2 separate regions of the Homo sapiens genome follow, and region 1 is linked to region 2. A link is a loop called in an ENCODE intact Hi-C map of the cell type or tissue named here. Cell type or tissue: heart right ventricle. All regions are shown on one strand. Each heading gives the region's core, and the rest is flanking DNA. Links, peaks and the distances in the headings are about the cores only.

Region 1 (5,379 bases), core at 133-5,132, 57 kb before region 2:
ATGGAGGCGCACGCCTGTAATCCTAGCTACTCAGGAGCCCGAGGCAGGAGAATTGCTTGAATCCACGAAGCAGAGGCTGCAGTGAGCCGCGATCACGCCACTGCACTCCAGCCTGGGCGACAGAGCGAGGCTCTGTCTCAGAACAACAACAACAACAACAAACAACAAAGTGGCTAAATGTTAGCTGTCTGCTAGGAATGTAAAACCTGGAGAAGATTAACGACTTTCTATCTTTAAGATAAATCAACTTTTAAAAGAAAGACTCTATTAAAAACAAAGTTTTATTTTATTTTCCCTGAATTTTTGGCTAAGTGTGAAATTCCCCTTTCATTTGTGTTTTCAGTGGTTCCAGTTCCTTGTTTTCTTTTTTCTCCCCTCCACTCCTCCTTTTCGCCAGCTGCTTATTATTCATTAACAAAAGAAGCTGATTTCAGCACTACCTTCCCCAGTCCTATTTAATTTCATGTCCAGACCACTTTATAGAAATAGCAATAAGCTGTTTGCATTTCCCAGGTTGTAATGGATATTCCTTCTGGCAGGCTGTCTCCATTAAGGGAGCAAAATGTGGATGTTCAGTCTTCTAAAAGTTTCATGCAGGTATTCTATGTGAATCCATGAAGACGGGATGTTATAACAAATCTCAGGTTAAGGGGTGGAGGATCCTCAGCTAAGCTTGGCAGGTGGAAGATGCTTAAATTTGGAAGGGAGTTCCCAATAGTCACAGATGGAGATGGAGGGATTGAAGAAAAAAGCCCTGGGGCAGGATGGTAGAGAACAAACCTCAAGAAAACTATCTCCTAAGGAAGTGGTGGGGAGGGCTAGCTGAAGTGGTACCCACCCCACTGGCAGGGGGCTGGGTGAAAGCAGCAGAGGCAGGAGAAATCAGGACTGGGAGGGAGATAGGGTGGGAAGGCAGGCTTTGCCCACAGCTTCTTTCCCCCTAACAGACACAGGCTGACAGTTTAGGCAGGAGTTGGAAAAGGGGATGGGGGGTGCCAGTGTGTCTGAGGCCAACAGAGAAGAGGAATGTTTTACTCCTGAGGAAACCAGGAGGGGAGAGGGAAGGGTGGAGGAAAGGCAGGGGGCAGCGGCAGGGATGAAGGTGCACAGGCAGGTGGAGGATGACTGGAGAGCAGAGATGCTTGGGATGCTGGAGAAAAGGCCATGGGACCAGAAGAGGATTGTGAAAGAAACAGTCTGTATAGAGGACCCACGGCCTTCAGCCCAAGTCAGGCTGTCCTGGTCATCTGAGACAGAGGCAGAGTAGGTGAGGGCAGTGAGGAAAGATGCTGCTGGCTGTCCAAGCACACTGGTGAGGTAGTAATGCAATTTCTGAGCCATTTGTAAGATGTCAGGACACCCAGGGTCTTCTAGATAACAGGAACTGGGAAGGCAAGGACCCAGGGGCCCTGATTTTGAAAGCCAGCTGAGGAGTGATGAAGAACAGTGGGCTTGGGTTTAAATCCTTTTGGGGCAGTGGCTTTCTCATGTGAAATGGGGATAATAACCACTCTGTCACAAGTGTCGTGGTGTGAAGACCCTTGGCGTGTGTCCACAGTAGTACAGGGTTGCATTCTGCAGTTGTTGAGGTGGCCTTGGGATGTGGCAGCAGAGGGTGACCCTGAGATTTCCTGTAAGAGAGAGTGCGTGTTGATTCCCTTTCCTCTCCTGGGTGGCGTGTTGACCATTCATTTGACTAGATGGACCATAAGTGAGATGGGCTATTGCACAGGCACTATCTGTACCCAGTTTTCTGGCCGTGTGTTGTCGAGATTTTCACCACGTGGACTGCATAGTCCCTTCCTCTGTGTTTCTACCTGATCTTATCCCAGAGCCTGTCCCTATTATTCCCCTGGCTATTAGTTCACTCTACACACCCCCAGACCCAAGTACACAGAATGTCCCCTGTATGCCATTGCTTTTTGTGGAAGCCTTTGTAGATGGCCTCCATCTCTAGCCTGAGCCTTCAGAATTGTGGAGACTGGCAGCTTTGACGTTGAACGAGGCCAGGATACAGGTGTGAACAAAGCAAAGTCTCAGCTCGTATGGAGTTTTCTTGGTAAGGGTCAGACCGACAATAATCAAATAAGCAAATATATAGCATGTCGGGTTGTCAGGAGGCAAAACCTCACCTGTGCCTCAGAATGTCTCTGCCACCTGTTCACAAGGTTGGTAATTTAACATTTGCTTTACTGCTGTGGTCCATGTAGTGACAACTAAGTTACTTTGAAAGGCTCTACAAAGTTCCAAGCAGTTGGCTGGGCAGTGTTCCAGGTTTCCATAGGGGCCTCAGCATGGCCGGCTTTCCCTCTCACTTTGATTTTAGAAACAGGCAGGATTGTGAGAACGCTCTCAGGAGTTTCTCAAGCCTCATTTTGCTCATTCGTTTCAAGGCCCTATGTGTGGCCCACAGGTTCTTATTGGGGGTCCCTGGATGGGTTTCCTGAAGCCACCATGTATTTAAGTGTATTTTGGGGGACAGTGCATCTAAAACTCTCATTAAATTCACCAGGAAGGTATTTAAAAGGCCCATTTTTTATGAAAGTGGATAAAAAGTGAAAATTATGCCATGGAAAGTTCCTTCATATTTCTATCTTTCTCTTTTTAGAGGAACTAATGGGAAGTGACTAGGTAAAAGGGGGTGAGGCAGACACACACTGACAGCCTTGTTGTAGTTCTGTGCGGCTTGACGTTTCTGTGTCTTACGGGTGGGATGGGAAACAAAATGATACCGCTGGCATCACTGGAAGACCATTTGACTTAGTGGAAGCAAAGGCGGGGAGGTGCGTATGATGCTACAATGTGTTTCTGTCTTCCACTGAGCAAGAAGAGGAGGTTGAGCCATTGGGAGGAGCACAGAGGCCCCTTGGAGCAGTTGCTGCTTCTCAGATTTCTGTGTCTGATGGGTACTGAAGATAGGTCTGGAGCTTTGGCTGCTGATGCCAAAGGCACCTGTTTTAGGAGATTGCTCTGCTTGAGAAGTCCATAGTAGCTTACCTAAATAGTAAAGTTCATGACTACTGCCTTCAAGATAAGGGTCTAGAGGGTAGCTTTGAAGAGTGAGACCGTAGATGCTCACACACTCTTTGACCCAGCAATTCTACTTTTAGGGGCTTATTTTAAGAAATAATCAAGGTCATTATTCATCCCAGAGCTCTTTATCATAGTGAAAAGTTGGAAATGTAATATTAAAATATAGGGGATTGGTTAAACAAATTATGTATATCCACACAATGGAATACTAGGTAACTGTTGAGAATAGTCATAAAGAAAGTTGTTCTGAAAGCATTGTTATGTGCAAAAAGGTATGTAATGCCTTTGTAAAAAAAAAAAAAAAAAAAAAACTATTGAGAAGGTACTGGTTGGGCCCTACTATGGGCCAGGTACCCTGTGGAGTACTGGTGACACAGTGATGAACTAGACAGATATGTCCTCAACAGGTCTTAGTCTACCAAGGCAAGAGTCAGGTCATACTGACTCTGTCATTAAAAAATTCTGTAAATAATCCATGGGTTCTGCAACCACAGATTCAATCACATAGATTGAAAATATTTGGGGAAAAAGCCAAAAAATAACAATGCAATAAAAAAAATACCCCCAGGCATGGTGGCTCATGTCTGTAATCCCAGCACTTTGGGAGGCTGAGGCTGGTGGATCACTTGAGTCTGGGAGTTCGAGACCAGCCTAGGCAATGTGGCAAAATCTGTCTCTACAAAAATTAGACGTGGTGGCATACACCTGTAGTCCCAGATACCAGGGAGACTGAGGTGGGAGGATCGCTTGAGCCTGGGAGGTTGAGGCTTCAGTGAGCAGAGGTTGCACCTCTGTACTCCAAACTGGGCGACAGAGTGAGACCCTGTGTCAAAAAAACAAAAAACAAAAAATTATAGCATAACAACTATTTACCCAGCATTTACATTGTATTATGTATTATACATTATCTAGAGATGACTTAAAGGATACAGGAGGATTTGTGTAGGTTATATGCAAATATCATGCCATCTTATATGATGGACTTGAGCATCCACGGAATTTGGTGTCCCTGGAGGTCCTGGAACCAATCTCCTGAGTTACTGAGGGGTGATTGTATTCATAGGAAGTCTACAAAAAGAATGTCTCCTTCACAGGCAATTTTGCCACCTGTATAGTCATATCAGGTGTGTTTCTCTGTACTTGTTATTAGGCTACATCTTTGACTTGAAATTACTGATTTTTTAAAAAGCTTTAAGTAATAAAGATATCACACTGATTAAATTTCGATGATAATACTATCTTCCTTGAAACTCTCTTTTCTCTCCCAGCACTGTGGGAGGCTGAGGTGTAAGGGTGGGGTGGCTTCAGCACAGTGTTTGAGGAGTGGGCACTGAGTAGCGTCCCCTGAAATCTTGTGGTGTACAGCCTGTGCTGACCGCCCAAGGCTGCTCTGCACTAGCCTTTTAGCCAGATGGGTTTTCTTTCAAGGACAACTTTTCTTTTTCTTATTTCTCTTCCTCCTCTTCTCTTACCCTTTTCCTTCTCTTTCCCCTCTTGCTCTTCCTCCTTTATTTAGAAAATGTATAAGTTAAAATAATAGTAATAACCCTATTACACATAGATAACTGCTGTTATCATTTTGGTGTATATCTCTCTGATCTATTTTCTATAAATATTAGATGTTCACCAAATGCACATTTTGATCAAATGCTGAAAGGTGGAATGCTGAAAGGAATAGTATTGCCAAAGCTAAATCTTGCTGTCCTAGAATGGACTTCTGGGATACAAGTACAAGTTTGACATTTTATAAACATTATTACAGTTTTGTTATTAAAATAGAATTTGGCATTGTGGTACAGGGACTTGATTTCTTAGCATATACGATCAGTGCTGTTAATGTTTGTGATACTGGGTGGATGTTGACTTTGATCTGAGTTGGAGGAGGGAGGAGCAAGGCCTTTACTTATTTGTTTAGTTTGTTTTTATATTATTATTTTTGCTGGCTCTGTCCATGTAATACAATATGAGTGGTAGTTTCTTTCCAACTTATTAATCTTTTGTCATATAACTGACTTGTCTTCTCTGTGACTCCTGGACCTGAAGATTTTCTTGGCAATGATGATGTGGTTTCATTTTAGTATTTCCTAACCCCAGCTTTGTGCACTGTTTGAAGGAGAATATATCTGGATAATCTCAGAAGCAGAAGTGAAATTGTTGTCCTTCTACACATTTTTCCCTGATATTTTTGTACTCACTTGCTGCTTCACACAACCAGTTGAGAGAAAAATGCATCCTTAAGCTTTGGCTCTAAAAGTGTGGCTGTAGAGAAATGAAATTGGCTTTCAAGATAACAGAGCTGTTTTGGAATCTCCATCTGCATCTTAGCTTTCACTGCCTGCACACTAA
Region 2 (5,379 bases), core at 218-5,217:
GTGGTCCTGAGGGCAGTGGTTGTGTATACTGCTTTATCTTCAGTGCTGCAACACTGCCTGTTGCATAGTAGAGGCTCTGTAGTTATTTGTTAAATGAATGAATGAGGTTACTCTTACAGTTTTGTATGGAACAGCTAGGAGACAGGTAAGATTGGTGACCGAGAGTTGTATTAGGAGGCTGTTGTCATGGACCCCCTGGGATTTGGTAAGAATCCAAACCAAAGGGTTGGAGAAGTGAAACAGTCAAGAGACAGGGTGGGTAGGTGTGGTGGTGATGCATCTCCTTTGGGAATGGAGGAGAGGGGAAAATGAGAGCATTCTGGAATATTCCCTGTTTTTAGCCTGGCAATTAGATGGTCTTTCCGTTGAGCTAAGATAAAGAATACTGGAAAAAGACTAAGCATTTCTTTTACAAAGCAAATTGTGTGTATTAGTAGAGAACAACATATTTCTGAAATTGGTGTTTTTATGAAATATAGTTTCTCAAAGGCTCTAAGTAACCCTTGCTGAAATGCTGATTTTAGTTTGAGGTCAAGTTTCCTAAAATGTTTTAAAAGCTAGCCATGCAGGAAGGCTTTGGCCTCCAGGGAGTTTATATCTTTAGATAGAGAGATTTTTCTATATTTGGGAGCTAAACTGGAGTTTCTGAAGGTCTGAATACTTAGTTAGCTTCTCAGTACCTTGAGTCACTAACAAAATTAACATTTTAAATAGGAAGTTTACAGTTCTTCCCTCTTTTAATAAATGTTTCCTTGTATAAGAATGATCTTTGAAGCAGAGGCCTCAACCGCATTCCTTATTACACTGCTGCAGCTCTGGATGTACCCATGAAGCCCTGTAATTGGAATCTTCTGGCTGGCTCAGATAAGCAGCTTATTTGTGAGCCAGGTCCTGCCCTGTTTCTTTAAGGCCTCAAAGCAGGAAGATGGTGAACTTTATGCAATTCTGAGTTGACTCCAATCCAGATGTATTTTGGAACTAGGTAGAATATGACTGGTAAGTGAATTTTAATATTTTAATTGAGTTACTTGGATGAATTTAGAGTGATTCTAGGTATTTGCTAATAAAAAATACAGAGTTCATGTTTGTGAGGCTTTTCACTGATTACAATTCATTACTTTGTTCCAAGATAATTTTGTCTCCCTTGCTTCTCACCTGCCACGTGGGAAGCCTTGGCCTCTTTCTTGCTGAGGCTCAGGCTCCTTTGAATAGCAGAGATGAGGGCATGATGCTGGTGACACCTGCTGGCGTGACCCCATTTGGGGAGGCTCTGGCTTCTTTCCTATATGGTTAGAGGTGTCCAGGACCTCTGGGAACCCTGTCTGTTAAATGGAAAGAGTTGGCCTAGAGCCTCTCAGGCATCTCCCAGCATTGAAATTCTGTGCTCTAACTGCTTTTGGTAAAAAGAATGCAGTAGATCTGAATGTACTGATGTGGAAGGATGTCCACGACATATTGTTGAGTGAAAAAAGCAACTTGTAGAACATTTTGTGTGTCTAGAAAAAGAATACATAGTGATGTAATCTGTTAGCAATTGGGGGAGTAGAAGGGAAGGACTTTTACTTCTTAATTTATATCCCTTGGAACTAAATTTATTCACCCATATGACTTTTATAATTTTAAAAGAATAGCAACTAGAAAGCCAATCATTTTAGATGAGCTGTGGTGGGGCCAGCCCCTGAACCTTCTCGGTGCCTGCATTGGGTGGCTGCAGCCTGCTCCTGCATGCCATACTCCCTCTAGCAGCAGCTGGCTTGGGCTGAGAGGCCGCTTCCCACTTGCACTAGCAGGGAACCTTTGTTTTTTCATACCTGCCAGCTGGAACTGTCTTCCCTGCCTGGCTCCATTGACATTTGGATTTACAACTCATATTTTAAAGTTAAAATATATAGGTTGTGCTTCTTAAAAATCACTAACGTTTAAATTTTTCATTTGCTTAGGCTTGCTTTTCTGAAATTAGTAGGCCTTAATGAGGTTTTGGTGAGTTCCAGGATAGTCTTTCCCTGACTGACAGACCGGAACGGGTTTTTGTGTGTATTTACTGACAATGAGTACTGCAGTATGTAACTAATAAAGAATTAAAATACTACTTTTTCTAGGGATGTTTCAGTTTTAATAGAAGGCTCTTAAAGTTTTTAGGAATCAAAGCTCTGAGTCTCAAGCACCTCTTGACTAATGGTGATCCCATATTTTTAATTAGGCATGATGTATGGTTACTCCCAAGTCACCTGTGTAGGCTGGAGATGCTGTGGGATGTGGCAGTAGGTGACGGTTAGGTGGTGATTGTAGGTGCAGAGTGAGTTGGGTGACATGCTGGGAAGACTTTCATATATTGTACCAAGACCCTATGTGTCCCTTCTGTTTTCAGGTGCCTTGTGCCTTTCCTTTATTGGGTCTTATCTGAATAATTTCATCTGTTGCTTTGAGTATAACTAAATATTAAGATAAAAACTATCTAGTGGAGCATCAGTAGCTTATAATTTAGCAAATGGGCCTTTGTTGGCACTTTGATTTAACTAATGTAGATGACCTATGCAAGAAGAGTAACTTTAGGCTTTTCAGTGAGTGACGTGAATTTAGCACATCACATGAAGCACATGTCTTGGAGCTATTAGCTGTCATAGTTTATTGAGTCAGATACCTAAAAGCAGTGGTTCAGAGACGCAGGCATGAACTTTTCCACCTGCCTTACCTTGCTGAGGTCATTTTAAATGCCCCAAGCTAGAAATTGGGTAAAGATTTATAATTTGTCAAACTGAAAATAGAAGAATATGATGAGATGTAGCTTGGGGTGAAAGATTTTTTTGTCTTAAAAATCAGTAATACTATAATGTAATAATAGTTTTCTTTTATTGAGTTTTCATTTATTTACTGTAAAGTCAGGAAATATACTAAGTACTTTTTGTGCATGGTCTCATTAAACCCACAGAGCAACTCTATGAATATCATCCCATCTTACAGACGAAGTAGCTGAGTAACAAAGAGGCTAAACACCTTGACCAAGGTGGTATATTTAACTAATAAATGTTAAAGCTGGGATTTGAACCCCAGGGGTTAAATCCAGGTCCAGAGTGTTAACCACTGAATTATACTCTTTCCCTTAAGTGGATGATAAAACCTTGCTAACTAAGGCTAATTGTGAGCTTATTGTGGACAACATTAACGTGACTTCATTTAAGAATATTTAGTGTCGGCATAGATCACAACACCATGGCTGTGATTGGCACCGTGGTTGTTTTCATTTCTGTAGCTGCTGTAACAAATGACCACAAATGTGGTGACTTAATCAAGGCATTGGCAGGGCTGTGCTCCCTCTGCAGGTTCTAGGAGAGAATCTGATCTTTGCCTCTACCAGTTTATGGTGCCTGTCAGCCTCCCTTGATTTGTGGCTGCCCTACTCCCATCTTTGCTCTGGTGTTCACACTGCCTTCTTCTCTTCTCTTTGGTGTCAGGTCACTGTCTACCTCCCTCTTACAAGGAAGGATACCTTTGATTGCATTTAGAGCCCACCAGGATAATCCCCCCATCTCAAGGTCATTAACCTAATCACACCTGTAAAGTCCTTTTTGCCATGTAAGATAACATTCACAGATTCCAGGGATTAGGACATGGATATCTTTTGGCGGGGGACGGGGCACTATTTAGCCTACTACAGTGGCAAATATTAATAGAACTTTCAGTCCGCCTTGTAGGAGTATGCTTAACGTCAACAATTTCCTAACTGTTTTGCAGGACACAGATGTTAAAAATGTGAAAGAATTCTGTTGTCAAACAGACTTGAGAGTCATTGTGTAATATATCCCTCTTTAAGGAGATTCCCAATGCACAATGAAGGCTTTGAGAATTCCTGTGGCAATGAAAGCTGCTTAACCTTGTCAAACCCAGGATTCCTCAGACTTAGTTGATTACAAAACACTTCTTTTTAAAGGGTATGTCTACTTACATATCAAAAAATACTTGAAGATGCCTTAGGAAGCATGAGTTGAGTTACTTGTTGCCTGTTAGTCTTTTGAAGGCATAGAGTGTGTTTTAACTGACTTTTTGTTACTTAATATCTTAAACATGCTTGGAATTGATTGGACAGAATAAAACCAAGATAAATATACAAAATTAAATGATTCAGGGATAATGTGGGTTATGCCTTGCGTGCCTGTCTGAGGAGTTTGGACTTGATTCTCTAGACCAAGGATTGGCACACTGTAACTTGTGGGCCAAATCCAGCCTTCTGCCTGTTTTTATAAATAAAGTTTTATTGGAACACAGCCACATCAATTTGTTTGCATATTGCGTGTGACTGTTTTGGTGCTATAATAGCAGAGTAGGGGATAGGCTTGCAGGGCTTAAAAAATCTGAGCTTTTACACAAAAAGTTTGCCAACCCTGATATAAGTAGTGGGAAGCCATGAAAGGGTTTTGATCAGGGAGGTGGTATCTTCAGATTTGTGTGTCAGAAAGCTTACTCCAGCAGCTGTGTGGAGGATGGATCGGAGAATACAATGAACAGGGGGATGGCAGAGGGAATGGGAGGGAAGGGAACAGCAGAAAGACATTTTGGACATAGAATCTACTATAAGCCTGGGTATGGGGTATGGGAGGGAGAGGAGCCAAAGACAGTTTTGTAAAATAAGCTTTTAATTTTAGAATACTTTTAGATTTACAGAAAAGTTGCAAAGATAGTACAGAGTTCTCATATTCCCAGATCCAGTTTCCCCTACTGCTAATATCTTATATCGATATGAAACATTCCTCATAACTAATGATCCAATATTGATATCTTATTATTAACTCAAGTCATAATTTTTAAATATTTTCTTAGTTTTTACCTAGTGTCCCTTTTCTCTTCCATGATCCCATTCAGTATTCCACATTACATCTAGTTGCCATGTCTCTTTTGAGCCCTAGACGGTGACTGTTTCTCAGGCCTTGCTGGTTTTTCATGACCTTGACAGTCTTGAGGAGTACCAGTCAGGTGTTTCATAGAATGTCCCTTAATTGGGATTTGTCTGATGCTTTTCTAATGATTAGATTGGGGTTATGGGTTTTTGTGAGGAAGATCACAGAAATGAAGTGCCATTTTCATCGTATTATATCTAGAGTACATAGTACCAACATGACTGCTCACGTTGATATTGAGCTTGATCACCTGATCAAGCTGAGCTAGTGTTTGGCAGGTTTCTCCACTGTCAAGTTACTTTTGTTCACCCTTTCCATACTGTGCCCTTTGGAAGGAAGTCACTATATGTAGCCCACACAAAAGGAGTAGGGAGAAGTTACGCTTCTCCTTGTGGTTGGAATGTCTACATAAATTACTTTGAATTCTTCTGCACAGAAGGTTTGCATATTCGCTCCCATTTATTTAATCAATGATTTATTTTTTAGT

The links. Peaks named below come from ENCODE experiments on the same cell type or tissue, not always from the same donor. Only the 100,000 strongest peaks of a DNase experiment are listed, where the experiment ranks them.
Region 1: it touches region 2 in a loop (2.2-fold over the local background); 28 of 110 quality-filtered maps call a loop at or near these places.

The regions. Positions count from the first base shown.
Region 1 is chr10:50,607,487-50,612,865 of GRCh38, reverse strand. The region is part of intron 1 of SGMS1 (sphingomyelin synthase 1); the gene reads left to right. Among named protein-coding and RNA genes, the nearest start is that of SGMS1, 14 kb to the left of the region's middle. In heart right ventricle, for the core only: no CTCF peak of the experiment used is centred there; a DNase peak (open chromatin) is centred at 2,265; H3K27ac peaks cover 2,397 bases.
Region 2 is chr10:50,550,934-50,556,312 of GRCh38, reverse strand. The region is part of intron 2 of SGMS1 (sphingomyelin synthase 1); the gene reads left to right. Among named protein-coding and RNA genes, the nearest start is that of SGMS1, 70 kb to the left of the region's middle. In heart right ventricle, for the core only: CTCF peaks have their summits at 1,239 (motif pointing left) and 3,312 (motif pointing left); a DNase peak (open chromatin) is centred at 1,245; H3K27ac peaks cover 4,859 bases.